Linked DNA regions of Homo sapiens: region 2 is linked to region 1. The links are chromatin loops, found by intact Hi-C in ENCODE. Cell type or tissue: MCF 10A. All regions are shown on one strand. Each heading gives the region's core, and the rest is flanking DNA. Links, peaks and the distances in the headings are about the cores only. Region 1 holds the start of LINC01882 (long intergenic non-protein coding RNA 1882). Region 2 has its middle 14 kb from the start of PRELID3A.

Region 1 (16,296 bases), core at 3,668-11,667:
AAAAAAAAAAAAAAAAAATACAGTTTTAAAAAGTAACGTGTTTTTTTCCCTTGCCTTTCTGATGATAGATGTATCAGTTAGGATGCTCTTGGTTGTGAGTCACAGACAACTTGATATAAATCTAGTTAAATCATAAGAAAGACTCCAGAAGTAGGGCAGGCTCCAAGGTGAGTATAACCCAGCCCCAGGGCTGACACGGGGACCTCGATTTGCTCTGTCTCCAACTCCATCCTCAGCAGCCTGGACGCACCCTGAGGCCCAAGCCTGCTGAGGTCACCAGATGGCCAGTGTCACATGCATCCTCATGTCAGCCAGCAGGAAGGAGCAGTCCTAGGAGAGATGGGATGCCTTCAACTGGAAGCAGATATTAAAAGCAGAACCTCTCTTGGCAGCATGTAGAGCTGGGCCTTCATGGCGGGCCTCCAGTGTTTCTGCCTTCCTGGCATCATAGCTGCAGCTTCCTGGTACAGTTCTTTATTCTCCTCATACACCCCCAGCATATGCATTTTGGGTGAGCTGGTGTCCTCTGATCCCCGTCTGTCAGGTGCATTATGTGACCAATTCCAGATGTGGTTGTTAGTTTAGGATATTGCCTGAGTTCCCGAGTTTTTTCAGGTACCTTGGAGAAGGGGAGCATTTGCCCCAGATGTGAGGCTGGGAAGGTGTCAGCCTGGTGTTGCTGGGATCCGCCCAGTGGAGACAGCCCGGAACTGTGTCCAGTCCCAATGAGGGGAGCACTAACCACTGGAGAGGGTCCAGGTCCTGAGGACATCATTAGAGCCCCCCGATCCAGTTGTGTCTGAAGCTAAATTGCATCCCTGTAGTGTTATTGGTCAATTTTTTGTGTGTTATCTTAAGTCATTTGGACATCAACTGTCATTTGCAACCAAGGAGTTAACTGACTATATACAATACTATACCATGCTATACTATACGTACACACGTGTGCACGCATGCACACACACAGGCACACAGTTACAGTGCAGCACACAGAAGTGTGATGGTAGCTTCTGGAGTTTGGAGTCAGCCATGCTTCACCCATGCATGTTGCGTGTATTCACCCCCAGGCTGAAGACCCCTCTGTGTGCACTTGCTGGTGGTCTCTGGCTGCTGGTGCTGGAGCAGTGCGGGTGAATCCCGGTCTGCGCTCCGGGGACACAGCCTTGTCCACATGCTCCTGAGTGGTGGGCCAAGCACATTCTCTCAGGGCAGAGCAAGGGCGCCGTCCTGGGCTTTGCTTCTTCCAGCGCAAGCTGCTGCAAGGTTGGCGAACCATTTTCAGTTATTTGTCCTAATCAGGCACACATGGCACTGGCACATCTGGGTGAGTGTGGGCTCTCATTCTCTTCTCCACCCACCTACCAGTGCAGGCAGCAAGAAGCACCGCCGAGGTGGGAGGCCCAAGGCCAGCACTGGCTGGGAAGGAGGATGAAGGACCCAAGTGGAGACAGAGGGAGAATCCCTGGGAGCAGCCTTAGGGGCCCAGGTCTCTGTCCCATGCCTCACGTGACACCTCCTCCACCTGGTGCCAAGTCTAAGTCCTTTATCGTGAGACCTTTCCCTGAGCTCCCAAGCCTAAGGTTTCGTGTTTTACTCCCAATTCCCAGCTCCAGATTCTCCTGAACTAAGCCATAACTCTATTTACATCCACTGTTGGTATCACGTGTTTTCCTGAGACTTAGAAGGTAAAGAAGATGGAAGGTTTCAGGGAACCAGAGTATGACAGGCAGATGTGGACACTGCAGCCACCAAGGGCGACTTTGTCTCTTCACGATTTCGCTTGGGCATGGCCTTGAATGTGGGTTAAACTGACAAAGTCTCAAGGATTTCATGTGTCGTCTGCAGAAGCTTCAGCTGTGCCTGACTCAGGGTATCGGAATGATGGCGGCACTGCTCTGTTGACCTTGGCATCTGACCTCATTCTTTGTCCTCTTGGCTCCAGCAGGCTTCCAAATGATCATTTTTAACTTTTTTTTTTTTAAACAGCCTTGTCGGTTGGTGCTTTGGTTGTATTCAGCTTTTGTGTTCAAGTTCAGAGCAGTTTCAAGTGAGTAGCGTTCACAACAGATGGCCCCTGTGGCTGCCCTCCCTCGAGCAAACCCCCGGGTTCCCAGAGCAGGCTGTTGACTCTGCCAAGACACCTGTGCCTTTTGCGGTTTCTTCTCTGTGGCATTTGAGGGTGCAGTCACTGAAAAAGCAACCCCCGGGGGAAAGGTTCTTAAACATGTCTGTTCACATTCACTGCCTCTTGGAAAAGAAGAGCTTCTCTGGATCTCCACTGTCTTCACCACATTCCGAGTCCTTGCCACGGCCTTGGGATGGCTGTGCAAAGTCACGAGCTTGTCTGACAGCCAGCGATGCTGTTTATCATGATAGAGATTTGAGTGAGGCTGGGCGCGGTGTCTCACACCTGTAATCCCAGCACTTTGGGAGGCCGAGACAGGTGGATCACTTGAGGCCAGGAGTTCGAGACCAGCCTGGCCAACATGGCGAAACCCTATCTCTACTGAAAATACAAAAAATTAGCCAGACGTGATAGTGGGCGCCTGTAATCCCAGCTACTTGGGAGGCCGAGGCAGGACAATCACCTGAACCCGGGAGGTGGAGGCTGTAGTGAGCCGAGATAACACCAATGCACTCCAGTCTAGGTGACAGAGCGCAACTCTGTCTCAAAAAAACAAAAACAAAAACCCCAAAAACCAAAAAACAAAAAACTGATGTCTGGTAGATAGAATGACAAAATAAGCATTAATTTTTACTTGTTTATCTCTTCTAAGAGCAGGGGACGAGGTCTGGTAGATCTATTTAGAAGCTGTGTATGAGTGTGTCTACTTAATGGGTTCTCTTCCATTTCATCAACAAAAGAACTTTTTCTGAGAGCCTATCGTGTCCATGGAGAGCAGCTGAGGTAAATCCTGGAGGTGACTGTCCCCCTAGGAGATGATGTGGATGGGGAAATAGTTCATACGCAGCTCAGCGACCTTGAAGCGGCATCCGAGGAGATGTGGCCACGGGGCAGGCGACCGACACCAGCGAGTCCAGAGGGCCAGCGTGTGCACCACTGTGTGTCTCCAGAGACTTCAGGAAGCAGCCACCACGCCCGAGGTGAGAGTGATTCCAAGAGTGCAGAAACGGGAGCAAGGGCTGGGGCTGGAAGGGAGGGTGGAAGACAGGAGAACCAGGCCTGAGGGGAGTTTAGGCAAACAGCTGATCCCAGTGGAGCTTGGAGGGGAGGCTGGGTGCAGACCCAAAGGCTGAGGGACAAACTAAAGGAAGCATCAGAGATCGCTGAGCAAGAAAGTGACCAAAAAAAGAAAAACAAGCTGACACTGGTGACTATCCCAAACTAATCTGCTTTTTCCAGGTTACTTTTCAACACGGTATGCAGAGTACCTTTTTTTGATAAACAAATATTATATGTATTTATGGTGCATAACATTATGTTTTAAAATATGTATTCATTGTTGAATTATGAAATCAAGCTAATAACATTGCAGCCTCACATACTTACCATTTTTGTGTGGTGAGAACCCTTCAACACTACTCTTAGCAATTTTCTTGTTTGTTTTTTTTGGGGTTTTGTTTTTTGAGACAGAGTCTCACTCTTGTCGCCCAGGCTGGAGTACAGTGGCGTGTTCTTGGTTCACTGCAACCTCCGCCTCTTGGGTTCAAGCGATTCTCCTGCCTCAGCCTCCCCTGTAGTTGGCATTACAGGCACCCCTCACCATGCCTGGCTAATTTTTCTCTATTTTTAGTAGAGACAGGGTTTCACCATGTTGGCCAGGCTAGTCTCAAACTCCTGACCTCAGGTGATCCGCCCGCCTCGGCCTCCCAAAGTGCTGGGATTGCAGGCGTAAGCCACCACACCCGACCTACTCTTAGCAATTTTCAATTATACTATCCGCTGTTATTAGCTACAGTCACCAGAGCACACTTTCCCCATGCTTGTTTATCACCTGTCTAAAATGTAAGCTCCTCAAGAGGGCAGGGGTCTGCAGTGCCTAGAACCATGTCTGTCACGTAGTAGGTGCTCAGTCAATATGTGCTGAATAATTATTATCTTCAAATTTCTCTCAAGACCAAAATATGTTTAAAATGCCAAATACTGTAAAGAGAGATATTGAAAAGTAAGAGTTTCTCTCTGTTGAAACTCATCTGCCTGAATTTATCTATTTTTCTAAAAGTCCTGACAGTGAGAAGGATGGTCTGGTTGGGGAGATCCCGGCCACAGCTGTACCAGGAGGAGTCATTTTGCAGTTGAAGGGAAGTGGGAAACCATTCTGGGGTGGGAATGAAGAGCTGCTGGAAGAAACCACAGTGCTGGCCTCTGTTCAGGAACCACTAATTATTTTCCCCCCAAATAAAAGCTCAGTGAAGAATGGCCACTCAGCATGTCAAATTTAGTTTCAAACACTGGTCATTCAGCACAGAACAAAATAGCCTTCAAAGATGCCTACCTACTGGAAACTCAGTGTATCATCTTAAATTTATTTACTTATTTTTTATTTTTTTATTTTTTTGAGAGAGAGGGTCTCACTGTTTTGCCCAGTCTGGAGTGCAGTGGTGCAATCTCAGCTCGCTGCAGCTAGGACCTCCCGGGCTCAAGTGACCCTCCCACCTCAGCCTCCCGAGTATCTGGGACTACCAGTGCACCACCACGCCTGACTAATTTTTGTAGAGATGGGGTCTTGCTATGTTGCCCAGGCTGGTCTCAAACTCCTGGGCTCAAGCAATCCACCCACCTCGGCCTCCCCTAGTGCTGGGATTACAGGCGTGATCTACGGCACCTGGCCTCATCTTACATTTAAACTCTGAGGCAGTGTGTGTGTGCACATTTATATTGTGTGACATGTGCCACTGTCACTGACTTTATTTATTGATTTATTTTTGAGACAGAGTTTCACTCTGTTGCCCAGGCTGGAGTGCAGTGGCACTGTCTCGGCTCGCTGTAACCTCCACCTCCCAGGTTCAAACAATTCTCCTGCCTCAGCCTCCCAAGTAGCTGGGATTACAGGCGCCCACCACCACACAGGCTAATTTTAGTATTTTTAGTAGAGACTGGGTTTCACCATGTTGGCCAGGCTTGTCTCAAACCCCTGACCTCAGGTGATCCACCTGCCTCGGCCTCCCAAAGTGCTGGGATTACAGGCGTGAGCCACCACGCCCAGCCATTGTCACCGAATTTAAATAAGAACCATCTGCTGGTGGATGGCGGCCAGGCGTGTGCCTGTTCTAGCAGCACAGGCCACGGGGTCACAGATGCCGGCCGCTTCCTCGGCAGGTCCTTTTGCCACCCTGGCTGCCCCCATTCACCCTCTCAGGGATGTCATCATTGTGAATGGAGTCCACCTTTCTTTCCACAACTTCTCCCTTCCCACCACACACGTGAATGCCGGGCATGTCCTGTAAAGTAACAATCTTCCCAGTTTTTTTTGTTTTTTGTTTTTTTGTTTTGTTTTGTTTTTTTGAGACGGAGTCTGGCTCTGTCACCCAGGCTGGAGTGCAGTGGCTTGATCTTGGTTCACTGCAATCCCCGCCTCCTGGGTTCACACCATTCTCCTGCCTCAGCCTCCCGAGTAGCTGGGATTACAGGCGCCCGCCACCACACCCAGCTAATTTTTTGTATTTTTAGTAGAGATGGGGTTTCACTGTTTTAGCAAGGATGGTCTCGAACTCCTAGCCTCAAGCAATCCGCCCACCTCGGCCTCCCAAAGTGCTAGAATTACAGGCGTGAGCCACCCGCCCAGCCCAGTCTTCCCAGTATTAAGCGGGAAATGGTCTTGTGCACTTCAAATGCATAGCACACGTTTTATAAGAAATTAAAGCAATGACAGTCTGACTGAGGATGACACTTTATACATTGAAAAATCCCACACTATGCAGCAAATGACCACATTCAGGCGTGCAATGCAGGGCCCGAGCCTCCTGTGTCTGCTGGCGGCCCTGGGTCTCTCTCCACCCCCCTCACCCTGTGTCTGTCCAGTGGCCACCCTGCAGGGACCAGATTTGCAGGCTCCATCACCCCCTCCTTTCCAGGCAACTCTAGCTTTCGAGGTCCCCCACAGGAGACCAGAGGGGAGCCAGGGCCAGGAGACAATTCTGATAAGAGATGATGGTGGCTTAGACCAGGCGACAGTGACAATGATAAGACATGGTCACATTCAGGAGATGCTTGGAAGTGGCACCAGGCTCAGGTGATCCTCCCACCTCAGCCTCCTGGGTAGCTGGGACTACAGTTGTACACCACCACACTTTGCGAATATTTTGTATTTTTTGTAGAGACAGGGTCTCGTCATGTTGCCCAGGCTGGCCTTGAACTCCTGGGCTCAAATGACCCTCCTACCTTGGGCTCTCTCAAAGTGCTGGGATTACAGGTGTGAGCCATCACAGCCAGCCTAATGCCTTGCTTACGATATCCTTGTAGATAAGTTACACACACATTTCAAAAAGCAATGCCCAGTCTTGGACTGTCTGCTTCAGAAGGATGATCTATTTTAGAAACAGTCATGGCTGACAGAGGCTCCTAAGGCCAAGTTTCTTAGGTCCCCATTTTGAGCTCCACTCTTCATTAACTCTTAATACAATTTTAATAAATACACTTGGCTATTTTGGTTTTCCACATAGCAGATTATATGTGACAAACTAAGAGGTGGGGGACTCAGGAGGGGAGGGGAGCTGGGAGAATACGGGGCTTGAATGGCCAAGTAGCAGGACCTGCTGCTACATGCAAAATGACAGTTGGAGAGCAGCAGTCTCGTCATCGTCATTCATTTATTCATCACATATTCATTAAGCAAGTGATACATACAGGCACTGTGCAAACACACTTCGCCAGCTAGGGAGAGAAAAACTGATCAAAGAGCACACAGACAATCCCATAGGGATTAAAATACAACACAGTCAATAATAACAAAACATAGGTTTCAATATCCCCTGCTTTAGAAGCTGAATCTCTTGAGAGAGATTTCCTTCCAGTGGTTAAAAATGAAAAGTGTTGGCATTTAAATGAGTATCAGTTATTTGGAAAACTCTCATAACTAGGATATTTCATTGCCTAACTACACCATTTCAGGGTATTTTAGTTAATATGCAAATTGCTAACAGCTGTGAGAACAAAACCACCACTGCATCATCACAATGGACCGAAGATGCCGGCGGGTTTTGCTGAGCTCTCTTAATTAAGAACTGCTATGGAATTTTTTTTAAAAAAGAGTATATATACATATATAAAATTTACAGAAAATATTATTGAAAATACTTATATTCACAGAATTTATTATCTTGGAAAAACAAATATTTTCAGAGCATCTAAATACAAAGCATCTCCATTCAAAGAAACTTTAAAAAAATTGTCGGCTGGGTGCGGTGGCTCACGCCTGTAATCACGGCACTTTGAGGGGAACCAAGGTGGGTGGATCACCTGAGGTCAGGAGTTCGAGACCAGCCTGGCCAACATGGTGAAACCCCATCTCTACTAAAAATACAAAAATTAGCCGGGCCTGGTGGCGGGTGTCTGTAATCCCAGCTACTCAGGAGGCTGAGGCAGGAGAATCGCTTGAACCTGGGAGGTGGAGGTTGCAGTGAGCCAAGATCGTGCCTTTGCACTCCAGCCTGGGCAACAAAAGCAAAACTCCGTGTCAGAAAAAAAGGGTCATTTTGTTTGTTTCAGTATAGTTTTAATCTGTTTAGAATTTTAAATTGAATTGCTGCCAGATAAATTAAGCTTCGTCCTCACCTCTTATTTCCTTTTACCTGATTTACCTTTTCTCAAAGGAAAGAGACAATTATATTTCTGCCAGCAGTAATGATTTTTTTCCCTACGAATATACAATATCCTTTAAAAACCATGTCATCTCAAGGTCAAAGAAAACAAAAACCAATGAAAAGGTGGAAGAGGGAATATAAGATGTAAAAATCTTATTTAGGTTAGAAACTACTCAGTAGAGTTAACTTTATAATCTGATATACCGTTCTGCATTGTGGAAATAACATACAAAATGCTTAGACTTTCATAAAGAAAAAAGAAATAGAACTTATGCATCAAAAGAGAAGATAGTCAAACAGTTCCCTCTACTGGAAGGTTTAATAGGAAGCTGGACATGCCATATTCTTTCATACTGTGATTCACAGAAAAGTCAGAGAGCGTTCAGCAAACTGGAAATGGGTCACTCAGGAGGAGGGGCATAGGGTAGGAAGGACCAGCTAGGAAGCAGTTTATAGTGGGACTGTATTCATCACTTATATAATTAAATAATTTTCAAAAGCAACATACACAATTCTATGTAATTTTTTTAAAATGCATATATATGCATTTATATATGTATTTTCAAAAGTTTGGGTAGTATCACACCAGAAGGTTAACAATTTTTAACTCTGGCTATAAGGATTATGGGTGATATTTGTATTATTTTTATATATTCTTTTGAACTATATTTTCTGAATATCTTATAATAAGCATGCATGCATCTCTCTTGCTCTCTTTCTTTTTTTGAGCCAGAGTCTTGCTATAACGTTGAACTCCTGGGCTCAAGTGATCCTCCCATCTCAGCCTCCCAAGTAGCTAAGGATTACAGGCATGCACAACCATGTCCAGCTAATTTTTAATTTCATTTTACTTTTTGTAGAGATAGGTCTCACCGTGTTGCCCAGGCTGGTCTAGGACTTCTGGTCTCAAGCGATCCTCCCACCTTGGTCTTCCAAAGTACTGGATTACAGGTGTGAGCCACCACACCAGCCTCAGGCTTATAATTAGAAATTGATTCTATTTATCAAGAAAAAGTGTTTAAAGTCTGGTAAAAAATTAGAACATAAAAGTATTTTCTTTCAATGAAAAGAATCTCATTTCAATTATTATTTTTAACATACTCATTATCTGCTTTTAACAGTTATTTAGTTAAGAGTTTATTCCCTAAGAAACAAATATTGCAGGGCGGGCACAGTGGCTCCACCTGTAATCCCAGCAATTTGGGAGGCCGAGGCAGGCAGATCACTTGAGGTCAGGAGTTTGAGACCAGCCTGGCCAACATGGCAAAACCCCGTCTCTACTAAAAATACCAAAATTAGCTGGGAGTGGTGGAGGGCACCTGTAATCCCAGCTACTTACTTGGGAGGCTGAGTGACGAGAATCACTTAAACACAGGGGACGGAGGTTGCAGTGACCCGAGATCACGCCACTGCACTCCAACTTGGGCAACAGAGTGAAACTGTGTCTCAAAAAAAAAGAAAAGAAAAGAAAAGAAAAGAAACATATATTGCAAAGATGAAAATTTGGTTACTCAAAATCTGCCAAACTAATTACTGAGATAACTAATGAAATCATATGTAGGAAGTTCCCAATTTCTCTGTGGATTGCGTGTTTCTATTATGTGGTTATTTAGAACTTGAAACATCATGCCATAGGCATAATGCTTTAAATGTGCTTCTTAAGTTGTGCTTCTCAAAAGTCTATCTTATCCAAAATTTAGCTAAACTAGTGTGTTATTACAATAAAAGTAGTAAACAATATTTGCAATGAATAATAGTGAATAATATCTCCTTAATAGTGGCATAACCCAAACTCATTTGGAGCCCCTTGACCTGTGCTGAAATGAAGTTCCTCAAACCCCATTTCTACAGTGTGGGGAAGTCCAAGCTGCTAGATTTCTGTGAATTCCTAGGCACATATTCTCTTATGGACTCAATATCAAAAGAATGTGCTCACATTAATGCATTAATGAGTAATGTAGGTTTGACTCAAGCTTCTTTAGGGGAAAGGAAGCAGGGCTTGTATTACTCAACTCAAAGATCTATTGTAGCTGGGCACGGTGGCTCACGCCTGAAATCCCAACCCTTTGGGAGGCCGAGGCAGGCAGATCATTTGAGGTCAGGAGTTCAAGACCAGCCTGGCCAACATGGTGAAACCCGTCTCTACTAAAAATACAAAAATTAGCTGGTGTGATGGTAGACGCCTATAATCCCAGCTACGCGGGAGGCTGAGGCAGGAGAATTGCTTGAACCTGGGAGGCGGAGGCTGCAGTGAGCCAAGATTGTGCCACTGCACTACAGCCTGGGCAACAGAGCAAGACTGTCTGAAAATAATAATAATAATAATAAAAAGGTCCATTGTAGATTTTAAACTTTTGTGCACCAAAGGATACTATCAAGAAAATAAAAAGACAAGCCACAGAGTGGGAGAAATACTTGAAAATTATGTATCTGATAAGATTCTATTATCCAGAAGGTAAAAAGAATTCTTACAACTTAAAAGTAAAAAGATAAGTAACCCAATTAAAAAATGGGCATAGGGCAGGGCGCGGTGGCTCACGCCTGTAATCCCAGCACTTTTGGAGGCCGAAGGGGGGCGGATCACGAGATCAGGAGATCAAGACCATCCTGGCTAACACGGTGAAACCCCGTCTCTACTAAAAACACAAAAAATATAGCCGGGCGTGGCGGGCGCCTGTAGTCCCAGCTACTCGGGAGGCTGAAGCAAGAGAATGGCATGAACCTGGGAGGCAGAGCTTGCAGTGAGCCGAGATCACGCCACTGCACTCCAGCCTGGGTGACAGAGAGAGACTCTGTCTCAAAAAAAAAAAAAACAAACATAGCATCTGAATAGACATTTCTCCAAAGAAGATATACAAATGGCTAACAAGCACATGAAAAGATGCTCAACATTCTTAGTCTTTAGAAAGATGTAAATCAAAATTACAAAGAGATAAAGAGACGCCACTTCTCACCACAAAGAGATGCCACATCCCAGCAGGATGGCATGGCAAGGTATGGGGAAATTAGAGCCCTCAGGCATCGCTGGCGATAAGGTCAAATGGTGCCGCCACTGTAGAAAAATAGTTTGGCAGGTTTTCAAAAAGTGAAGCATAGGGTTATCATGTGGTCCATCAATTCCACTCCTAGGAGTGTAGCTGTGATGATTAATTTTGTGTCAACATACGTGGGCCCCAAGGGGCCCAGATGTTTGGTTAAACATGTTTCTGGCTGTCTTTGTGGGTGTTTCTGGATGAGACTCATGTTTGAATCAGTACACAGAGCAAAACGGGTTGCCTTCTCCAAAGCCAGCGGGCCTCATTCAACCCATTGAAGGCCTGCAAAGAACAAAAAAGGTGATGGCGAACCCGTGTAGTCCCAGTTACTCAGGAAGCTGAGGCAGGAGGGTCGCTTGAGCCCAGGAGTTCGAGGCTGCAGCGAGCTGTGATGGCCCCAGCCTGAGTGACACAGTGAGACCTTGTCTCAAACAAACAAACAAAAAACAAAACAAAAAAGAAAAATAAGAATCAGACTCAGACTGGAACTTACAGCACTGGCTCTCCTGGTTTTCAGCCCATGGACTTGGACTAGAACTTACAGCACTGGCTCTCCTGAGTCTCTAGTTTGCTGATTGAAGATCTTGGACTTCTCAGCCTCCATAATCACACAAGCCAATTCCTGATAGTAAATCATGTGTGTGTATACTGTATATATGTGTATACACATGCACCTATATGTATGTGTGTGTATATACTCTGTGTGTGTGTGTGTGTGTGTGTCCTGTAAGTCCTGTTTTTGTTCTCTGGAGAGCCCAGCCTAATATAGCATCTAAGACAAATAAAAGCATATGGTCACATAAGAACATAGACAGAAATGTTCATAGCAGCCTTATTCATAATAGCTAAAAAGTAGAAACAACTCAAATGTCCATCAGCTGAAGAATGGATAAACAAATTATGCTATATCCATAAATGGAATATTCTTTGGCAGAAAAGAGGAATGAAGTGCTGACATGGGCTACGACATGGATGGAACTTGAAAATGCGCTCAGTGAAAGAAGCCAGCCACAAAAAGCCACATATTCCATCACTTCTTTTCTATGAATTGCTCAGAATAAGCAAATACATGGTGTCAGAGAGTAGATTTGTTGTTGGCAGGGGTTGGGGAGGGGAGAAGAGTTTTATAACAGCTTATAAAGTTTACAAGCTAGGCCAGGTGTGGTGGCTCACGCCTGTAATCCCAGCACTTTGGGAGGCCAAGCCCAGCAGATCACTTGAGGTCAGAAGTTTGAGACCAGGCTGGCCAACATGGTGAAACCCCGTCTCTACTAAAAATACAAAAATTAGCCAGGCGTGGTGGTGCATGCCTGTAATCCCAGCTACTCAGGAGGCTGAGGCAGGAGAATCACTTGAACCCAGGAGGTGGAGGTTGCAGTGAGCCGAGATCACGCCACTGCACTCCAGCCTGAGCAACAGAGCGAGACTCCATCTCAAAATAAATAAATAAATGAAGTTTACCAGGTTAATGAGTAAGGAGTTTTGGTTTTTTTTTTCTGAGATAAAAAATATAAAATTGATTGTGGTAATGGTTGCACAACTCTGAATATACTAAAACAAAACCACTGAGTTTTGTATTTACAAATGATAAATTTATGGTATGCAAATTGTAAAATTAAAAAGAAAAAGTGCACAGTTTAGATCTGAAATCATCCCTTTCTCTTTTTAGGAATGCAGGAAGATGGACACACGGCTGGGGAAGTACAATGAAAGGCCAAGTAGGCAGCCTGTTCTCCTCAGATCAGTCCCCCACGAACACTCATTCCCGAGGACTCATCCAATACTAATAAGAGAATGCTCTTGTTTTTGAAGAATTTTCTGAAAGCCATCCTGACAAATTAAGTAGAGTATGCTGAAGATAGTCAGACTTTGTTTTTAAGAATTGAATATTCTGGAAGAGGCTCTTCAGTCCAATCTTTAGTTCTCTCCACAGAGCAAACGAAGTGAAGTGCTGAAGGCCTGGAGCCCGAGCTGTTCCCACACGGACTCCAGGACAGTTAAGGCAGGGTTGCCTTAACTAAATCTCTGACAACTGTTTCTTCTGTCTTTCTCCTAAAAATGGAATGCAGGCCATCTATTCTAGGGAAATAAAGGATTCTAGTTATGTGAATCCAGGAGCTTTTTTTGTTTGTTTGTTTGAGACAAAGTCTCGCTCTATCGCCCAGGTTGAAGTGCAGTGGCTCCATCTCGGCTCACTGCAACCTCCGCCACCCAGGTTCAAGAGATTCTCCTGCCTCAGCCTCTCGAGTAGCTGGGATGACAGGCACCCGCCACCACGCCCGGCTAATTTTTGTATTTTTAGTAGAGATGGGGTTTCACCATGTTGGCCAGGCTGGTCTTGAACTCCTGACCTCAGGTGATCCACCCGCCTCGGCCTCCCAAAGTGCTGGGATTATAGGCGTGAGCCACTGCGCCCAGCCGATAACTAACCTTTTATTTGACATTAATATCTAAGAAACAGCTTGTGTCCTCTTTAACCTCACTCATCCTCATGTATCTGCTGGGCAGTTGGGTGATTTTATTCTCTAAAATATGCACTCAGGACCAGGCGAGGTGGCTCACACCTGTAATCCCAGCACTTTAGGGGGCCAAGGCGGGCAGATTGCTTGAGGCCGGGAGTTCGAGACCAGCCTGGCCAACATGGTGAAACCCTGTCTCTACTAAAAATACAAACTTAGCCAGGCGTGCTGGCGGGCGCCTGTAATCCCAGCTACTCAGGATGCTGAGGCATCCTGCACTCCGGCCTGGGTGACAGAGTGAGACCCCATCTCAGGAAAAAAACAAAAGTATGTATTCAGGACAATTGAAATGAATATATTGTATAATAAGCCTGGGACCAATAAGAATGGTTTAAATTTAGTTCTCATTCCAGTTCTCACACGGTCCACATGGAAAACACAGCTGCCTGCTTTGTGTGTGCACAAGATGGCTCTCCTCGGGCAGACAGGGTCAGCATGGATGTGGAATTCTCTTGTGTTAACAATGCCTGGGTATCTGCACAGGGCTGTCCTGCAGGCCTGAGTGTTCCCAGCATGACTGGAAATCACAGTGCCCAGTAAACACCTTAGGACTCAGGAGGGAGGACACGGCCTGCCTGCTGTGTTTTCCAGCAAGCAGAGGCAGCTGTTCCATCAAGATGGGCCCCTGTCCTGAGGTGTGGCTACCTAGATGACCTCGGTAGAGGGTTGTAGGGGATGAGGAAGCCTCGCCTGGGGCCCCCATTCATTCCTAATAGCATCATTGCCACACGTCCGTCCCTTGCCTCCAAAGTCATATGAAAATTTACCCAGGCCCTTGGGCGGCTGGACAGGTTTTTGTGATGTGAGGGACACACACGGGGCACGTGGGAAGCTTGGCGGAGGCTCCAGGAACGCTGACGAAGTGTTTTAGGACCCCCACCCCCATGCTTCTACCAGGGCTGGCCTCCAGAGTGGGTGAGGGCAGAGCAGCTGCGGCCTTTTCATCCTGAGGTCTTGGCCCCACCGGCCACCGCATGGGACTCTTTCCTTGTCGGAGCTTGTAAAAATCAACCTTCAAGAAAGAAAAGGGAACTCTTCACGTTGAATGTTGACTGTGTTTGCGTGTGTGTGTGTGTGTGTGTGTGTGTGTGTGTGTGTACGCGCGTGCGCACTTGCACAAGCTTGCATGTGCGTGTTTACTTCACAGGATTTTGTTTTTGTGAAATTCCCCTCCAATTATGTGTTAGAATTTACCTCCATGCCCCAGTCACACTGTTGGTTCTGCGCTCTGAACCTGGGTGTAGCTCATTTGAAGGACTCTCTTCTGCGTTTCCTAACAGACATTTGGTGGTCTCAAGAGTTGAGGTTGTGGACGGTTGGGAGAAACTGAAGTTCTATACATTTCCTTAGATTTTACATCCTGCAGTTAAAAGGCTGGAAGGGCTCAGCCCGGGCCCCGCAGCTCCAGCCCGTCCCCCACAGGCCGCCCACAGTGCCCCCATTTCTCTAGCTGTATCTTTTTCGAACAGCCCGGGAAAGGAAAGCGGGTTCGCTTGCGGATTTTGTTCACGGCGGAAGCACCATGTTCTGTTTCTTGTTCAGGTTCAGTTTATTGTGTAAATGGTGTTTTTTTCTGGTGTGAGCTTTGGTGATTGTGGCAGGGCTCCTTTGAGGAGACGGTTCCACCTCGTGGTCTGAAGAACAAACTGGAGAAGAATCTGGTTTGGCCAGAGGCCCCCTGCGGCCCATGTCACCCTGAGTACACCCCTCTGATGCTCTGCCGTCAAGAAGCACGTTTCCATCAGCTGTATTCAACACCACAGTGCATTTTAAAACTATATTTGCATCCAAGACAATAAAGAAACCTTATTTTTTTTTTTGAAAAGCAAAAGAAAATTTACCCAGGCCTGGCAGATTTGTTAACATCAATAACTAAATCTAGACCTTTTGAAAATATTTGGAGTGTTTGAGAATTAATCAAAGATCTGAATGTGTCAAGTGCAACCACCATTTGGAATTGGAAAACAAAAACGTTACCAAGGTTTGTTAGCATGGCCACGTGGCCAGGGTGATGGAGGAGTTAGTAGAGGTCCCTGTGTACACGGTACAAACCCGGGGAGAAAGGGTGCAATTTAGAAGTTTTGGCCTTACCCATCCCTCAGCTGTCCTGTCCCAGGCCTCTGCTGTACCCTGCAGCGCCAGCACAAAGCTAAGTCTGTCTTAATGGCCGGATTCCTCCTGTCCTCCTTAGAGGCCACAAAGAAATCCTTCCTTCCTCACGCGCAGAGCAATTTTAGTGATCTGGTTTCTACTCCCTGCAACCACAATTAAAACACACACACATAATGATAATGCACCCCCGTGTGCCCAATATGTTCTGCTCATTGTTCATTTTCACTGGGCTCTTTCAGATGAAAATCTCTGCATATATTATTGTTTACTCATTGAGCAGACATTTACTCAGCAAATGCTGTTAGGCAGTGGGGTGCAAAGATGAAGGCAGTGGTGAGACGCACTCCTGAGCATCCACCCCACCGCACTGCTTCTCGGCCCCCTGCCTCCGTCCAAGTGGTTCTCTCTGCCCGGTACCCGCTTCCCCACCCTCAATTTGTTAACTCTTACTGCACTTGGACATCACCTCCTCACACTGGAACAGCCAGGCTGGCTTAGGGTCATCTCCTCCCTATTCCCACACATTAGTACCTTTATATATGCCGCAGGGAACTGAAAATACCTCCTAAAGAAAGGGAAGACGAAAGCTAAGAGTAAACCACATTATTTTTGGTGTAGCTACCAAATCTTTTAGGTTCAAAGATTTGATTTCTCCTGACGGTATGGTCTGAGTGTCTGTGTCCCCTCTCCAAATTCCTATGTTGAAATCCTTTGTTGAAACACTGCCTTCCAAGTTGATGGTGTTAGGAGGTGGGGTCTTTGAAAGGTGATCAGGTCAGTCATGGGGGTGCAGTCCTCATGACTGGGATTGGTGCCTTTGTAAAAGAGTCCCAAGAGAGACTCCTTTCCCCTTCTATGTGAGGAAC
Region 2 (16,296 bases), core at 5,566-13,565, 350 kb after region 1:
GGGAAGGCTTCTAGCCCCCTCCCCACCTCGGGTTTAGAGGTGACTACTGGATGCCGTGGAGCTGTCCTCTGCCATAGCACCTATCACAGTGCTGTGTATACTTATGTCCCCTGAGGAAGTGTCTTTGTTTGACTTTGTTGTGGGGGACCCTCATGTATTTATTATCTTTGTATTCCCAGTACCTGGAAAATATTAGGGACTTGACAACTTTTTTTTTCTTTTTTCTTTCTTTCTTTTCTTTTTTTTTTTTTAAGACGGAGTCTCACTCTGTTGCCCAGGCTGGAGTGCAATGGCGTGATCTCGTGTCACTGCAACCTCCGCCTCCAGGGTTCAAGCGATTCTCTTGCCTCAGCCTCCCGAGTAGCTGGGATTACAGGCGCACACCACCACACCAGGCTCATTTTTGTATTTTTAGTAGAGATGGGTTTCACCATATTGGCTAGGCTGGTCTTGAACTCCTGACCTCGTGATCCGCCCTCCTCGGCCTGGCATTACAGGCGTGAGCCACCGTGCCTGGCCTTTTTTCTCTCTTTAAGAGGCAGGGTCAGCCGGGTGTGGTGGCTCATGCCTATAATCCCAGCACTTTGGGAGGCCGAGGAGGGGGGGATCACTTGAGGTCAGGAGTTCGAGACCAGCCTGGCCAACATGGTGAAACCCCGTCTCCTACTAAAAATACAAAAATTAGTTGGGTGTGGTGGTGCGTGCCTGTAATCTCAGCTACTTGGGAGACTGAGGCACGAGAATTGCTTGAACCCAGGAGGCAGAGGTTGCAGTGAGCCGAGATTATGCCCCTGCACTCCAGCCTGGGCGACAGAGCAAGACTCTGTCTCAAAAAAAAAAAAAAAAAAAAAAAGAGACAGGGTCTCACTCTGTCACCCAGGCTGGAGTGCAGTGGTGTGATCATAGCTCACTGCAGCCTCAACCTCCAGGCCTCAAGTGATCCTCCCTTCTCAGCCTCCCAAGTAGCTGGGACCACAGGCACTATGCCCAGCTAATAAAAACAAAAGATAGTGTAGAGACAGGGTCTTGCTATGTTGCTCAGGCTGGTCTTGAACTCCTGGGCTCAAGCAGTTCTCCTGCCTTGGCCTCCCAAAGTGCTGGGACTACAGGTGAGAGCCACGGTGCTAGCCAGACAACTGTTTTTTGAATGAATGGGAATGACCTGCTCCTACTGCCTTTTTATTGTTTTTTCCTTTGGAGGATTTTCCAGTAAAAACAAGAAGACCTGCTAGACAAATTCCAAAAGAACTGTACCACTTCCACCTGGCTTTTGAGAAGAGAATGGGCAGTGTGGGGACAGGCAGAGGTGTCGTTCCAACCTGGGCTGCATGATAATGGATAACCCGAGGAGTTCTGGCAAGCGCTGAAGCTTGGAAGCAGCCGTAGGGACTTTCCTTCAACTGGACTACAGTGTGGCCTGGGCATTAGGTTTTGAGAAGCTCCCTGAGGATTCCGGAATGCAGTGAAGTTTGGAAACCAGGGAGTGGAGGGAGCATGGGTAGGCAGGGAGGCCAGGCAAGAAGCTGTTGCTCTAGATAGAAGAGACATGGGCACCTGCCCAGAGCAGTAGGACGAAGCAGTAGGTGCTTATAGTCAACGGGGTTCAGGGAGAAGGAAAAGAAGCACACCCCACCCCCCTTTCCTCTTTGTCTGTCACCTGCTCCTCTCCAGCACCCCTCCACTTATGGGGTCTGGCAGGTTGGCTTGCTGTGTCCCTCTCCATGCCCCAGCCACCTTGTGCCATAATTCTGGGTGATGTCAATATCCCCATGGATGACCCACCCAGAGGCCTGTGGTCCCTGGGCCTTCCTGTCTTTTTTTTTTTTGAGATGGAGCCTCATTCTGTCACCCAGGCTGGAGTGCAGTGGCAAGATCTTGGCTCACTGCAACCTCCACCTCCCAGGTTCAAGTGATTCTCTGCCTCAGCCTCCCGAGTAGCCGGGATTATAGGTGCCCACCACCACGCACAGCTAATTTTTATATTTTTAGTAGAGATGGAGTTTCACCATGTTGGCCAGGATGGTCTTGAACTCCTGACCTCAGGTGATCTGCTCGCCTTGGCCTCCCAAAGTGCTGGAATTACAGGCGTGAGCCACTGTGCCTGGCCTCTTGCTCACATTTTGAACTCTTTCACCTCAAAAATCTCAAACGCCAGTATCCCACTATAAGGACCTTCTTCCTCCCTAACAGAACCTTGACTTTGTGGTGTACCTACCTCAAACTCAGTGCCTCAGGGAAGCCGCCCCGCTTGCTGCAAGGCTGCCTTGTGGTCTGAGGGTCTGAGGTTCACTTAGGTGCCTTCATGTGACCCAGCACAGGCCTGGGAGACATGAGGGTGACTGCTGAGAGGCTGCCAGGAAAAAGACCCTTGGTCCAAAGAGCAAGTCTTCTCCATTGTTTAGCTTCTGGAACTGGTGTGGCCATCTCAATGCCAGCAGGAGGGTAAAAATCACCAGCAAGAAAGAAAACGTAAAGCCAGGCATGATGGCTTATGCCTGTAATCCCAGCACTTTGGGAGGCTGAGGTGGGCGGATTACCTGGGGCCGGGAGTTTGAGACCAACCTGGGCAACATGGCGAAACCCCATCTCTACTAAAAATACAAAAATTTAGCCAGGAGTGGTGGCAGGCACCTGTAATCCCAGTTACTTGGGAGGCTGAGGCAGGAGAATCACTTGAACCCAAGAGTCAGAGGTTACAGTGAGCCAAGATCGCCCTAGTGCACTCCAATCTGGGTGACAGAGTGAGAGTCCATCAAAAACAAAAAAAGAAAGAAAGAAAGAAGAAAGAAGGAGAGAAAGAAATTTTAAAAAAGCAAGAAAGAAAGAAAAAAAGAAAGAAGAAAGAGAAAAGAGAAGAAAGAAAGGAAGGAAGGAAGGAAGAAAGAGAGAGTAAAGGAACAGTTCTCAAGGACATAGCCACTCCCTCATAGTCTGCCCTGGCTGCCACAACAAAATCCCGCAAACTGGGCAGCTTAAACCCATTTACGCCTAGTATTCCATTATCGGAACGCTAAGCATGTGGGAGCTATTTATATCCTACTGCTCAAAGTTATTACCAAGGTCTGATAGCAAAAATTCAAAAAATTGCAACTTCAGGCATAAATGTGTTTAAACATCAATCATTTCTCAGAGTGCTGGAGGTGGGGGAGATCAAGTCCCTGGTGGATTTGGTGTTTGGTGAGGGCCGGCTTCCTGGTTCTTAGATGGTGTTTTCTTGCTGCGTTCTCACGTGGCAGAAGGGGTTAGGGAGCTCCCTGGGGTCCCTTTTATAAGGGCAGTCATCCTGTTCATAAGGCTCCACCCTCACGACCTGATCCCCTCCTAAATGCCCCACCTCCCAATACCACCACACTGGGAATTAGGCTTTGACATATGAAATTGGGGAACACAAACATTCAGTCTAGAGCAACTCAGCCCACCAGCGACCCTCCTTAGCCTCGGTCGTGGTTTTTTATTATAAATGGCTGCATTGTTGAATCCCATCTGAATGTATATGTATCTTTAAGCCCTCACTGGTCCCCCATCCTCTGAGCACAGTCTCCAGTCCTTCCCTCTTTGCCACCTCACTCAGGTGGCACCTGCTCTTCAACCTCATAGCCACCCCCAGCCCCCAAACACTCCATTAGCTCCTACTCCCGGCCCTCCTGTCCTGCCCATCCTACCTGTCCTGCACCTCATCAGGGCTAATCTGAGCTGCTCCCGCCTCCGGTCCCTCCATTCTGTCCCTCCGTGCTGCAGTCGGCCCTCTCTGGTAGGAGCCCAAATGACTCTGTGCTACTGGAGAAAGGGCAGGATCTTACCGATTGTCAAAGAAGACATTCCAGGTATCTTGTTTTATCCAGGTCCCTAAGGGTAATACATTCATCCTTGGTCATCACCCTCCCCCAACCCGGACCATGCTCCCCGCACCTCCTTGTCAGTTCGCGTTCCCTCTCTCTCTGGGTTGATGACTTTGCTGCTTGCCACGTAGAGAAAATTAATCCAAGAAGTGTGATCTCTATTGCCTTTGGGCCCTTTGGTTAGATACGGTGGAGCTGTATGTTGATTTGTGCTGGTTAAGGGCACAGGCTCTGGAGTGCGGCTGCTGGGGCCCACACTGGGTCACCCCTCATTCATGGCCTTGGACGGCCCACAGGTGGTAGTGAGTACTGACACAGTGTCAGACACAGGGCAAATATCCCATCTGCAGGAGATGCTGTCACGATCTGGACCCAGACCAAGCTCCCCACACTGCCCTCTGTCCTCAGATGACGCCTACCTCCCCAACTCTCCGCGGGGCCCGGGGTGGTGGGGGAATCTGCTCTGCAAGTCTTCTCTACTCAAATTTCGGTTTCTTCCACCCTGCATCCCACCCTTGATTATAAATATGGCCAAGTCTTTTTGACTTAAAAAAAATAAATAAATAATAAAGAGGCTGGGCGCTGTGGCTCACGCCTGTAATCCCAGCACTTTGGGAGGCCGAGGCGGGCGGATCACGAGGTCAGGAGATCAAGAACATCCTGGCTAACATGGTGAAACCCCGTCTCTACTAAAAATACAAAAAATTAGCCAGGCCTGGTGGCGGGCGCCTGTAGTTCCAGCTACTCGGGAGGCTGAGGCAGGAGAATGGCGTGAACCCGGGAGGCGGAGCTTGCAGTGAGCAGAGATCGCGCCACTGCACTCCAGCCTGGGCAGCAGAGCGAGACTCCGTCTCGAAAAAAAAAAAAGAAAAAAGAAGGAGAACTCCCCCTCTCGGCCCTTGCTTCTGTTTGTGGGAAACAAAGGAGCAATCCCCAATCGCCCACCACTCCAACAGAAAAAGATGCATTGTTTTTAAGTAAATAGTAAGTGGAGCCATGCCCTTTTTTAGAAGAGCGCTCCAGCAGAGACGCACCTGGCCCACCCTGCAGCCCTTGCGGAGAGGTCGCAGCAGGGCGGCGCATGCGCTCTGGACAGCAGCCCAGAAAGGCCCTCGCAGGCAGGCATGGGGGTGCGGGCGGCCAGGTGACACACGGGTCTGACTCAGCGACGCCCAGCAGTCCCTTTGTTGTTGTTGCAGTTTTATAGTTTCTGTAGAACTGGAAAGATGCCACCCAGAAGGGCAGGTGGCCACCTGTTGGCTGGCGGAAGGACACCAGGATGCAGCTGTCCCTGAGGTCCCCGGCTGAGCCTCTCAGGCAGGGAAATCAGGACTGTGTCTTGTCACCAGCAGGTGTGGGAATTAGGAATGAAGACTTCCAGGAAATGGAGAATTCTGAAGAAAAATTCGTCCCTTGCTGCGATGCCTCTTCTCCATTTCTTTGGCTTGAGAACCACAGTCATCTGCCTGGTTGCAAAAGCCCATTTTCACAAGGCAAAGGATGGATTACTCTCGCCATCCTAGCAGTTTATGGTGGCAAATGCCAACCCGTGCAGAGAAGCACTGGGAGTCTGTCTTCCAGGCTGCTCCACTCCCTGTCATGTCCTGCAATTTTTGCCCTCACTTCTCATTCAAGCCATTCAAAAGAATGGTCCATGCTTGCTCTCTCCAGCTTGCTGTTGTTCCTACTTAGTTCTTCTGCGACGTGCTGTAACGGGCTCCTGAAACTTGTCTCCTTAAGGTCGTCAACCATCAAACGTGCCAATCCAGTGGATACTGTTCAGCCCTCATCTTTCTGGACCTCTCTACGTCACTTGAACTCAGGTGACTCTTGCTGAAACTCCACTCCCTTGGCTTCCATGACACTCCCTTTCGCTGCCTCCTTTGCACACTCTACTTCTCCTCCATTCTTCTGTTCTTCTCACTCAAGGCCTCTCTCTGTGAGTGAACTCATTGAGTTTCACAGTTTCCACTGATTCCCAAACCAATATCTCTATATCAGATTTCTACCCAACCTTCATTCCCACACATCCAGCTACCTGCAGGCCATTCCCTAGGCAGCTACCAGAGCCTTCCTTCCTCAGCACGCTCCTCTTCCAGGAGGCACTGTTCAGGTCAGTGGCATCACTCAGGCACCCCAGGCTGGAGAATAGGGAATGACTGCTCACTCCTTACAGCCAACCAATCATCAAGTCCTCTGGAATTTACCTCTTACAGATTGTTTTGGTCCATTCCCTTGTCTACATCCTTTAAGAGGCAATAGGGGCTGGGCTCAGTGGCTCATGCCTGTAATCCCAGCACTTTTGGAGGCCAAGGAGGGTGGATTGCCTGAGGTCAGGAGTTCAAGACCAGCCTGGCCAATATGGCAAAACCCTGTCTCTACTAAAAATACAAAAATTAGCTGGGCATGGTGGGGCATGTCTGCAGTCCCAGCCACTTGGGAGGCTGAGGCAGGAGAATTGCTTGAACCTGGGAGGCTGAGACTGCAGTGAGCTGAGATCATGCCATTGCACTCCACCTGGGTGACAGAGCAAGACTCAGTCTCAAAAAAAAAAAAAAAAAAGTCTGGCACTGTGGCTCACGCCTATAATTCCAGCACTTTGGGAAGCCGAGGCAGGCAGATCACGAGGTCAGGAGTTCAAGACCAGCTTGACCAACATGGTGAAACCCCATCTCTACTAAAAATACAAAAAAATTAGCCGGGTGTGGTGGCACGTGCCTGTAATCCCAGCTACTTGGGAGGCTGAGGCAGGAGAATCGCTTGAACCCAGGAGGCAGAGGTTGCAGTGAGCTGAGACCACGGCACTGCACTCCAGCCTGGCAACAGAGCGAGACTCCGTCTCAAAAAAAAAAAAAAAAAAAAAAAAAAAGATGAAATAGGATTTAATAGTTGAAGACATGGGTTTGGAAAGGAACAAACCTGGGTTCCAGTCCTGGTTTCCCTTCTGCAAGTCACTTAATCTCGCTAAATGTCAACATCATTCATGAAGTGGGAATATTAGTAGCACTATGTGGTGGGACTTGTGAGAATGAAAGGAGAATAAGTGTGAAGTCCTTAGCACAGTGATGCGAGGCAGTGCACGATGTGAGCGAGCTCCTCTCAGGTTGCTGTTGTATGACCAGCCCTACTGTGCGGCCCCTTCAGCCCTGGCTGTGGCTCACTCCTCTGGAAGACTTTAACAGCTAGGCAGTTGGGATTTGCCCCTTGGGGCTCCCTCTGCTGGCATGCCCTCCAGGCCTCATAATGCCCGCCTGGGTGCCTCTCACGCCCCTCTGTCATCCTGCAATCCTCCCGCTGCCTCCGTTCACACCCAGCACATTGGTTCCTCATTACTGCACTTGTTTATGTTTGTGTTTCTCCCACTAGGTTAATGCATATTAAAGATGCAACTTTCTAGGCTCCACCCCTTACCTTTTGAATGGGCATTTCTGGGGTGAAAACCAGAAATAATACATATTAATGAGCAGCCCAGGCAATTACAATGCTCCCTAAAGTTTAGAAAGTAGTTCTGCATGGACTCTGAGCTCCTCAAGGATGAGACCTGAGCCTCCTTCATCTCTGTGTACCCAGGGTCTAACCCAGGTGGTGGCAAACAGTAGTCACTTGAACATTGCTTGTTCAGTGAGTCAAGGGTGACTCCTAGGGGGTTGTAAACTGGGAGTGGCTTGGCCATGGGGCAGCGGGGGCTCTGTCTAGTGTAATTACTGACAGAGCCGTCTAGTCTAGTGTGTTTCAAGCCGAGTCCGGGAAGCCCTATGACCTTATTGACCAGCTCGGGGGTAAACCGAGGAGTTTTTCAAGCAGTGGTCCTACTTTTTGTTTGTATATATTCAGATTCTATACACTGAAAGTCCATGTCAAATTTTCATTTTTACAAAAGACTGCTGCTAAAAATAAATAAGTTTGAAAACTACTGTATCAGAAAGTTTGTTTTAACTTAGAGAGAAAACCATTCTCCCAATAGGTAAGAAGATTCTGAGGGGATGTTTCTTTCCAATTTGTCATGGATATTTGCCTCATCTATTACCCCAGGACTATAACAAAACTAAGGCTGTAATGTTTCGCTGATCCTCAAATACAATGGTAGTAAAGATCTTATTTACAGAGACTTCGACCTGCCACGTTGTCAGAGCAAGTTGCAGAAGTAGCTACCTACTAGTGCCTAGCTACCTGCCAGCACCTAGCTATTCTAAGAACTTATAGAATACTGCTGGAATCCAAGGACATGTTCTCTTACTAAATTCACAAACATCTTGAGACTCAAATGGACAAGATGTACCAGTATATTATTAAAACAGAGCAGGACAGGCATGGTGGCTCATCCCTATAATCATAGTGCTTCAGGAAGCTGAGGGAGGAGAATAGCTTGAGGCCAGGAGTTTGAGACCAGCTTGGACAGCATAGCCAGACCTCATTTCTAAAAAAAAAAAAAAATTTTTTTTTTTTTTGAGACGAAGTCTCACTCTGTCACCAGGCTGGAGTGCAGAGGTGTGATCTCAGCTCACTGCAACCTCTGCCTCCTGGGTTCAAGCAATTCTCCTGCCTCAGCCTCCTGAGTAGATGGGACTATAGGTGCCTGTTACCACGCCCAGCTAATTCTTGTATTTTTTAAGTACAGACAGGGTTTCACCATGTTGGCCAGGATGGTCTCAATCTCTTGACCTCAGGCGATCCTCCCACCTCGGCCTCCCAAAGTGCTGGGGTTACAGGCGTGAGCCACTGTGCCTGGCCAAAAAAAAAAAAAAATTGTTTTAAATAGAACAATTAGCTCGGTGTGGTGCTGTGAGCATGTTGTCCCAGATGCTCAGGAGTCTGAGGTGGGAGGATCACTTGAGCCCAGGAGTTCAAGGTTATGGTGAGCTATGATCACACCACTGCACTGCAGCCTGGCCAACAAGTGAGACTCTGTCTCTGAAAAAACAGGAGCACATCCCTTTTACTTTCTGTGGTATGTTTCCTCTTTTCAACACCTACATAGAATTGCTGAAGTAAGGCCAGATGTGGTGGCTCATGCCTGTAATCCCAGCACTTTGGGAGGCTGAGGCATGTGGATCACCTGAGGTCAGGAGTTCGAGAGCAGCCTGGCCAACATGGTGAAACCCCGTCTCTAATAAAAATACAAAAAATTAGCCGAGCGTGGTGGTGGGTGCCTGTAATCCCAGCTACTTGGGAGGCTGAGGCAGGAGAATCATTTGAACCCAGGAGGCGGAGGTTGCAGTGAGCTGAGACCGAAACTCTGTCTCAAAAAACTCCGTCTCAAAAAAAAAAAAAAAAATTGCTGAAGTAAGTCTTTTCAATACACATCTTATGTTCTCCTCCTTACTTCTATTTCTGGGTACTTTAATTCTATCCAATCTAGCTTACAGAGCTTCTCACTAGGTTCCTAACAAACCATTTCCTTCTCAGCTTTCAAATGCCTTCTCACATAATGCCTTCTGGGATTGCGGTACTGTACTCAAAAGATGGCTTATGACAAGGAGTTTGGTGTACCAAAGCAATCATCACATTTTTTTACAAGAAGACACAATTGGGAAAAATCTAGAAACTTTATGATTTGAGTATACCATTGTGGTCAACTCTTTTAGAAAAATATTTGATCACTACCTAGTAAAAGGGTGATAAAGAATCTTCTAAATGTTCTGCAGTTGTCATTCATGAAACGTGCATTGGTAGCACCCTGGCATCAGTGACATCATTCATGGTTTTACTCATTATCATCTGGAAAATAGCAACTGGGCATTGTGTCTTTTCTATTCCTTTACCTGAGGCCCATTGCCAGGAACAGTAGCACAAACCAAGACCACCACTGGAAAAGATTATGTCAGCTTCACTTTATAGAAAACACAGCATTAGGTTGTTCGTGGAGATGAACTATGAACAATAGAAAAATTATTTTTTGAAAAATCCAGACCAGCCTTGTGAACACATCTGAAGGTTTTCTGGAAATGCACGGCGTTGTCTAGAGATGTATAGGGCTCTCCTGACGCCTAGTGGGGAACCGTATGCAGCACAACTCTGGGTAGCGAGCCCAAGCCCTAGCCACAAAACACAAATTATTTTCTAAAAACTAATGTTTACCAGGCAATCTCTCTACTAGGAAACCATCCTCTGAATGGAAGCTGGCACATGTGTATATATGCATGTACCAATAAGAATAATTGGCTGGGTGCGTGGGCTCATGCCTGTAATCCCAGCACTTTAGGAGGCCAAGATGGGAGGATCACTTGAAGCCAGGAGTTCAAGACCAGCCTCAGCAGTATAGTGAAACTCCAACGTTACAAAAAATTTAAAAATTAGCCAGCTGTGGTGGCGCAGGCCTGTAGTCACAGCTATTTGGAAAGTTGAGGCTTGAGCCTGGGCATTCAAGGCTACAGTGAGCTATGATCGTGCCACTGCACTCCAGTCTGGGTGACAGAGCAAGACCCTGTCTCAAAAAAAAAAGCTCACGGTGGCTTCTGAAATAAAAAGAAATGAGAATTAGTCTAAATGACGCTTGGTGAGAAAACTATTAAAGCTTTACAAGAGAATACAATAGAGTTTATTAATGCCTTGGGGGAACTATATGTTATTAACATACAAAAATATATGTTAAACAAAAGAAAAAATCAAGATGCATAAAGTACACGTTCGTTCATGTAAAAATAAGTTTTTTTTTTTTTGTTTGTTTGTTTTGAGACAGAGTCTTACTCTGTCACCTAGGCTGGAGTGCAGTGGCACCATCTCGGCTAACTGCAACCTCTGCTTCCCGGGTTGAAGTGGTTCTCAGGCCTCAGCTTCCCTTGTAGCTGGGACTACAAGCGCATGCTACCACACCCGGCTAATTTTCTATATTTTCAGTAGAGGCTGGGTTTTACCATGTTGGCCAGGCTGGTCTCAAACTCCTGGCCTCAAGCAATTCACCAGCCTTGGATTTCCAAAGTGCTGGGATTACAGGCATCAGCCACCACACCTGGCCTAAAAATTAGTTCTATATGCTTGCAAATACATATAAAATGTATGGACACACACACACAGAAAAAACTACCTAGAAATTTACCTTTAAAGGCCAGGCACCATGGCTCATGCCTATAATCACAGCACTTTGGGAGGCCAAGGCAGGTGGATCACCTGAGGTCAGGAGTTAGAGACCAGCCTGGTCAACATAGTGAAACACTAAAAATACAAAAATTAGCCGGGCATGGTGGCAGGTGCCTGTAATCCCAGCTACTCGGGAGGCCAAGGCAGGAGAATAGCTTGAAATCTGGGAGGCAAAGCTTGCAGTAAGCCGAGATCAGCCACTGCACTCCAGCCTGGGCGACAGAGTGAGACTGTGTCAAAAAAAAAAAAAAAAGTCCGGGCGCGGTGGCTCACGCCTGTAATCCCAGCACTTTGGGAGGCTGAGGTGCGTGGATCACGAGGTCAGGAGATCGAAACCATCCTGGCTAACACAGTGAAACCCCGTCTCTACTAAAAATACAAAAAAATTAGCCAGGCATGGTGGTGAGCACCTGTAATTCCAGCTACTTGGGAGGCCGAGGCAGGAGAATAGCTTGAAATCTGCGAGGCAAAGCTTGCAGTAAGCTGAGATCAGGCCACTGCACTCCAGCCTGGGCAACACAGTGAGACTCCGTCTCAAAAAAAAAAAAAAAAAGAAAGAAAGAAAGAAAGAAAGTTACCTTTAAGATGTGAACATGAGAAATGAAGATACTTTTACTTTTCATTTTGTAACTTTGTTTCTGTCCACACTGATGAAAAAAAAATTTATACTGAACTTTTTTTTTATTTTGAAAGACAGAGTCTTGTTCTGTCACCTAGGCTGGAGTGCAATGGTGTGATCATAGGTCACTGCAGCCTTGAATTCTGGGCTCAGGCAATCCTCCTGCCTCAGCCTCCTGAGTAGCTTGAACTACAGGCCTGTACCAGCACACTGAGCTAATTTTTAATTTTTAATTTTTTTTTTTGAGATGGAGTCTCGCTCTGTCACCCAGGCTGGAGTGCAGTGGTGCGATCTCGGCTCACTGCAAGCTCCGCCTCCCGAGTTCATGCCATTCTCCTGCCTCAGCCTCCAGAGTGGCTGGGACTACAGGCACCCGCCACCACGCCCGGCTAATTTTTTGTATTTTTAGTAGAGACAGGGTTTCACTGTGTCAGCCAGGATGGTCTCAATCTCCTGACCTCGTGATCCACCCGCCTTGGCCTCTCAAAGTGCTGGGATTACAGGCGTGAGCCACCGCGCCTGGCCATGCGTGGCTAATTTTTGTATTTTTAGTAGAGGCCGGATTTCATCATCTTGGCCAGGCTGGTCTTGAACTCCTGACCTTGTGATCCACCCGGCCTCAGCCTCCCAAAGTGTTGGGATTACAGGCATGGGCCACCGTGCCTGGCGGTTTTTTTTTTTTTTCTTTTTTTTAGACAGAATCTCACTGTGTCTCCCAGGCTGGAGTGCAGTAGCTTGATCTTGGCTTACTGCAAACCACCCCCTCCCGGGTTCAAGTGATTCTCCTGCCTCAGCCTCCAGAGTAGTTGGGATTACAGGTGCGTGCCACCATGCCTGGCTAATTTTTGTATTTTTAGTAGGGATGGGGTTTCCTCATGTTGGCCAGGCTGGTCTTGAACTCCTGACCTCAAATGATCCGCCCACCTCAGCTTCCCAAAGTGCTGGGATTACAGGCATGAGCCACTGCACCTGGCCTAATTTTTAAATTTTTTTGTACAGACGGGGATCTCACTGTGTTGCCCAGGCTGGTCTCAAACTCCTGGCCTCAGGCCATCCTCCCCACTTGGCTTCTCAAAGTGCTGGGATTCTATAATCCACTGCACCTGGCCCCATCCTTATACTGAACCTTTTATATTTCAACATTTTACATTTTCTTGCTCGTAAAACTATTATACATTTATTATAAGATATTTGGAAAATATACATAGTCATAAAATTATTTTTTCAAAAGTACTTGTAATCTCACTCAGCACTGAAAAAAATAACATCCTTTAATAGTCTTAGATTGTATTATATTTTATTTGAATAGGTAATATTTTCACATGGTTCAATAAGGTAAACACTGTGAAAAAGCACACACCGAGAAGCTCAGACAGTCCACACCATCCTGCCTGCTGTAGGCAGCCACCTTCATTAGTCTTGCACACTCTATCAACCATCCCCCCAGCCCCTGGCAATCCCTAATCACCGTCTTCCGTCTCCATGGATTTGCCTGTTCAGCATATTTCATATGTATAAATGCAATCTTATAATATGTGGTCTTTCATGTCTGATTTCTTTGTTTCCAAGGTTTATCCATGCTATAGCATGTATCAGGTCTTCATTTTATGGCTGAATAATAATCCATTGTAATAATACACCACATTTCATTTTATCCATTCAGTTGATACATATTTAGGCCCTTTCTGGTTTTTGGCTATCATGAATAATGCTGCTATGAACACAGCATATGTACCTTTGTTATGAACACATGTACAGGTTTCTGTGTGGATATATCCTTTCAATTATCTTGGGAAGATGCCCAGGAGTGGACATGCTGAGTCATATGACTATGTTTAACCTATGAAAATTGACAGTTTTCCATAGACCTACTAGCGTGAGGGTTCCAATTTCTCCACACTCTTGATAATACTTGTTATCTTTATTATGTATACATCTATATTATTTTGTACTATCTATAGTATTTTTGATTGCAGCCCTCCTAGAGTGTGAAGTGGAATCTCGTGGTTTTGATTTGACTTTCATTGACAGCTAATGATGTTGAGCCTCTCTCTATGTGCTGGTTGGCCATTTGTATGTCTTCTTCGAGGACATGTCTATTCAAGTCCTTTGCCCATTAAAAAAATAGCTTCAATGAGATATCATTTATATACCATATAGTTCATCTATTTAAAATGTTGAAATTAATGGTTTTAGGTCATTCAAAGAGCGGTACAACCATCACCACAATTGATCTTAGGACATTTTGATCACCTTGGAAAGAAACCTGAAACCCTTAGCTAGCACCCTTCCCAATCCCTCCCCTCCCTCCATCAACCCTATATAGCCACTATCTGCTTCCGTCTCTATAGATCTGCCTATTTGGACATTTTATGTAAATTGATTCACACACTATGTGGCCTTTTTGTGTAGCATACTATTTTCAAGATTCATTCATGTTTTCTTTTCTTTTTGTTTGTTTTTTTTTTTTTTTTTGAGACGGAGTCTCGCTCTGTCGCTGGAGTGCAGTGGCACGATCTCGGCTCACTGCAAGCTCCGTCTTCCGAGTTCATGCCATTCTCCTGCCTCAGCCTCCCGAGTAGCTGGGACTACAGGCGCCTGCCACTGCGCCTGGCTAATTTTTTGTATTTTTAGTAGAGACGAGGTTTCACCGTGGTCTCGATCTCCTGACCTCGTGATCCGCCCACCTCGGCCTCCCAAAGTGCTGGGATTACAGGCGTTTTTTTTGAGACAGAGTCTCACTCCGTGGCTGAGGCTAGAGTGTAGTGGCGTGATCTTGGCTCACTTCAACCTCTGTCTCCCAAGTTCAAGTGATTCTTGTGCCTCAGCCTCCCAAGTAGCTGGGACTACAGATGTGCGCCACCATGCCTGGCTAATTTTTGTATTTTTAGTAGAGATGGAGTTTTGCCATGTTGACCAGGTTGGTCTTGAACTCCTGGCCTCAAGCAATCCACCCGCCTTGGTCTCCTAAAATGCTGGGACTACAGGCATGAGCCACCGCACCTGACCTCTTTTCTTTTTTTTTAATTGAAGCATTTTTTTCTTTTTTATTGTGCTAAAAATTTACAATATAAATTTGTCATTTAAACCATCTAAATATACAATTTGGCTGGGTGCAGGGGCTCATACCTATAATCCCAGCTCTTTGAGAGAATGAGGTAGGAGGGTTGCTTGAGGCCAGGAGTTTGAGACCAGTGTAAGCAACATAGTGACACCCTATTTCTGCAAAAAATTTAAAAAACTAGCCAGGTATAGTGGTGTGCACCTGTAGTCCCAGCTACTTTGGAGGATGAGGTGGGAGGATCACTTCAGCCCAAAGGTTGAGGCTGCAGTGAGCTATGATCACACTACTACATTCCAGTCTGGGTGACAGAGTAAGACTTTGTCTCTAAATAAATAAGTAAATAAATCAATCTAATTTCGTATATGGTGTGAGGGGTAAGGCTCCAACTCATTCTTTTGCATCCAGTTCTCCTAGAACCATTTGTTGAAAAGACTATTCTTTCTCTATTAGATGAACTTTGCATCCTTGTCAAAAATTAGTTGACATGTATGAATTTACTTCTGGATTCTTAATTATATTCTGTACGTCTATATGTCTGTCCTTATGCCAATACCTACAGTTTTGATTTTATGAAGTTTTGTAAATGAGAAGTATGAATCCTACAACTGTATTCTTTTTCAAGGTTGTATTTGGGGCCCTTTGCAATTCCATATGAATTTGAAGATTGCATTTTCATGTCTGCAAAAAGAAAAAGAAAGGAAGGAAGGAAGGATGGATGGAAGGAAGGAAGGAAGAAAGAAAGAAAAGAAAGAAAGAAAGAAAGATAAAGAAAACAAGCAAGCAGGCAGGCACTTAGAGTTGTGACTGCACTGAATCTGTAGATGGCTTTGGGCAGTTTTGCTATCTTAACAATATTGTTTTCCAATCCACTAACATGGAATACCCTTTCACTTATTTAAGTCTTCTTAAATTTCTTTTTTTAAGATGAAGTCTCACTCTGTTGCCCAGGCTAGAGTGTGCAGTGGCATGATCTCCGTTCACTGCAACCTCCACCTCCCAGGTTCAAGAGATTCTCCTGTTTCAGCCTCCCAAGTAGCTGGGACTACAGGCGTGCACCACCATGCCCAACTAATTTTTATATTTTTTTAGTAGAGACGGGGTTTCACCATATTGGCCAGGCCGGTCTCGAACTCCTGACCTCGTGATCAGCCCGCCTCGGATTCCCAAAGTGCTGGGATTACAGGCTGAGTCAGGAGAATGGCTTGAACCCAGGAGGCAGAGGTTGCAGTGAGCTGAGATTGTGCCACTGCACTCCAGCCTGGGTGACAGAGCAGCAAGACTCCATCTCAAAAAAAAAAGATAAATAAAATTGACAAAACTTATTTATTTATTTATTGAGATGGAGTCTCGTTCTGTAGTCCAGGCTGGAGTGCGGTGGCGCGATCTCAGCTCACTGCGAGCTCCGCCTCCCGGGTTCACACCATTCTCCTGCCTCAGCCTCCCAAATAGCTGGGACTACAGGCGCCCGCCACCACGCCTGGCTAATTTTTTTGTATTTTTAGTAGATACAGGGTTTCACTGTGTTAGCCAGGGTGGTCTCAATTTCCTGACCTCGTGATCCACCTGCCTTGGCCTCCCAAAATGCTGGGATTACAGGCATGAGCCACCGCACTCGGCCAAAGTTGACAAATCTTTAACTAGACTGACAAAGAAAACAGGGAGAAGTTGCAAATATCTAAAATCAGAAATAAAAGTGG

The links. A loop is a pair of places that touch in the nucleus more often than their neighbours do. Peaks named below come from ENCODE experiments on the same cell type or tissue, not always from the same donor. Only the 100,000 strongest peaks of a DNase experiment are listed, where the experiment ranks them.
Region 2: a loop joins it to region 1, with 14 times the contacts of the local background. A loop is called at or near these places in 2 of 110 quality-filtered maps.

Annotation. Positions count from the first base shown.
Region 1 is chr18:12,736,103-12,752,398 of GRCh38, reverse strand. It overlaps LINC01882 (long intergenic non-protein coding RNA 1882), which reads left to right and starts at 2,977. Exons shown (of 2, transcript NR_110763.1): 1 at 2,977-3,105; 2 at 12,469-12,913. RefSeq lists an enhancer at 1,920-2,039. In MCF 10A, for the core only: a CTCF peak has its summit at 8,061 (motif pointing left); DNase peaks (open chromatin) are centred at 8,108, 9,758 and 10,818.
Region 2 is chr18:12,385,375-12,401,670 of GRCh38, reverse strand. It overlaps the pseudogene RNU7-129P. Among named protein-coding and RNA genes, the nearest start is that of PRELID3A, 14 kb to the left of the region's middle. In MCF 10A, for the core only: CTCF peaks have their summits at 7,045 (motif pointing left) and 9,846; a DNase peak (open chromatin) is centred at 9,810.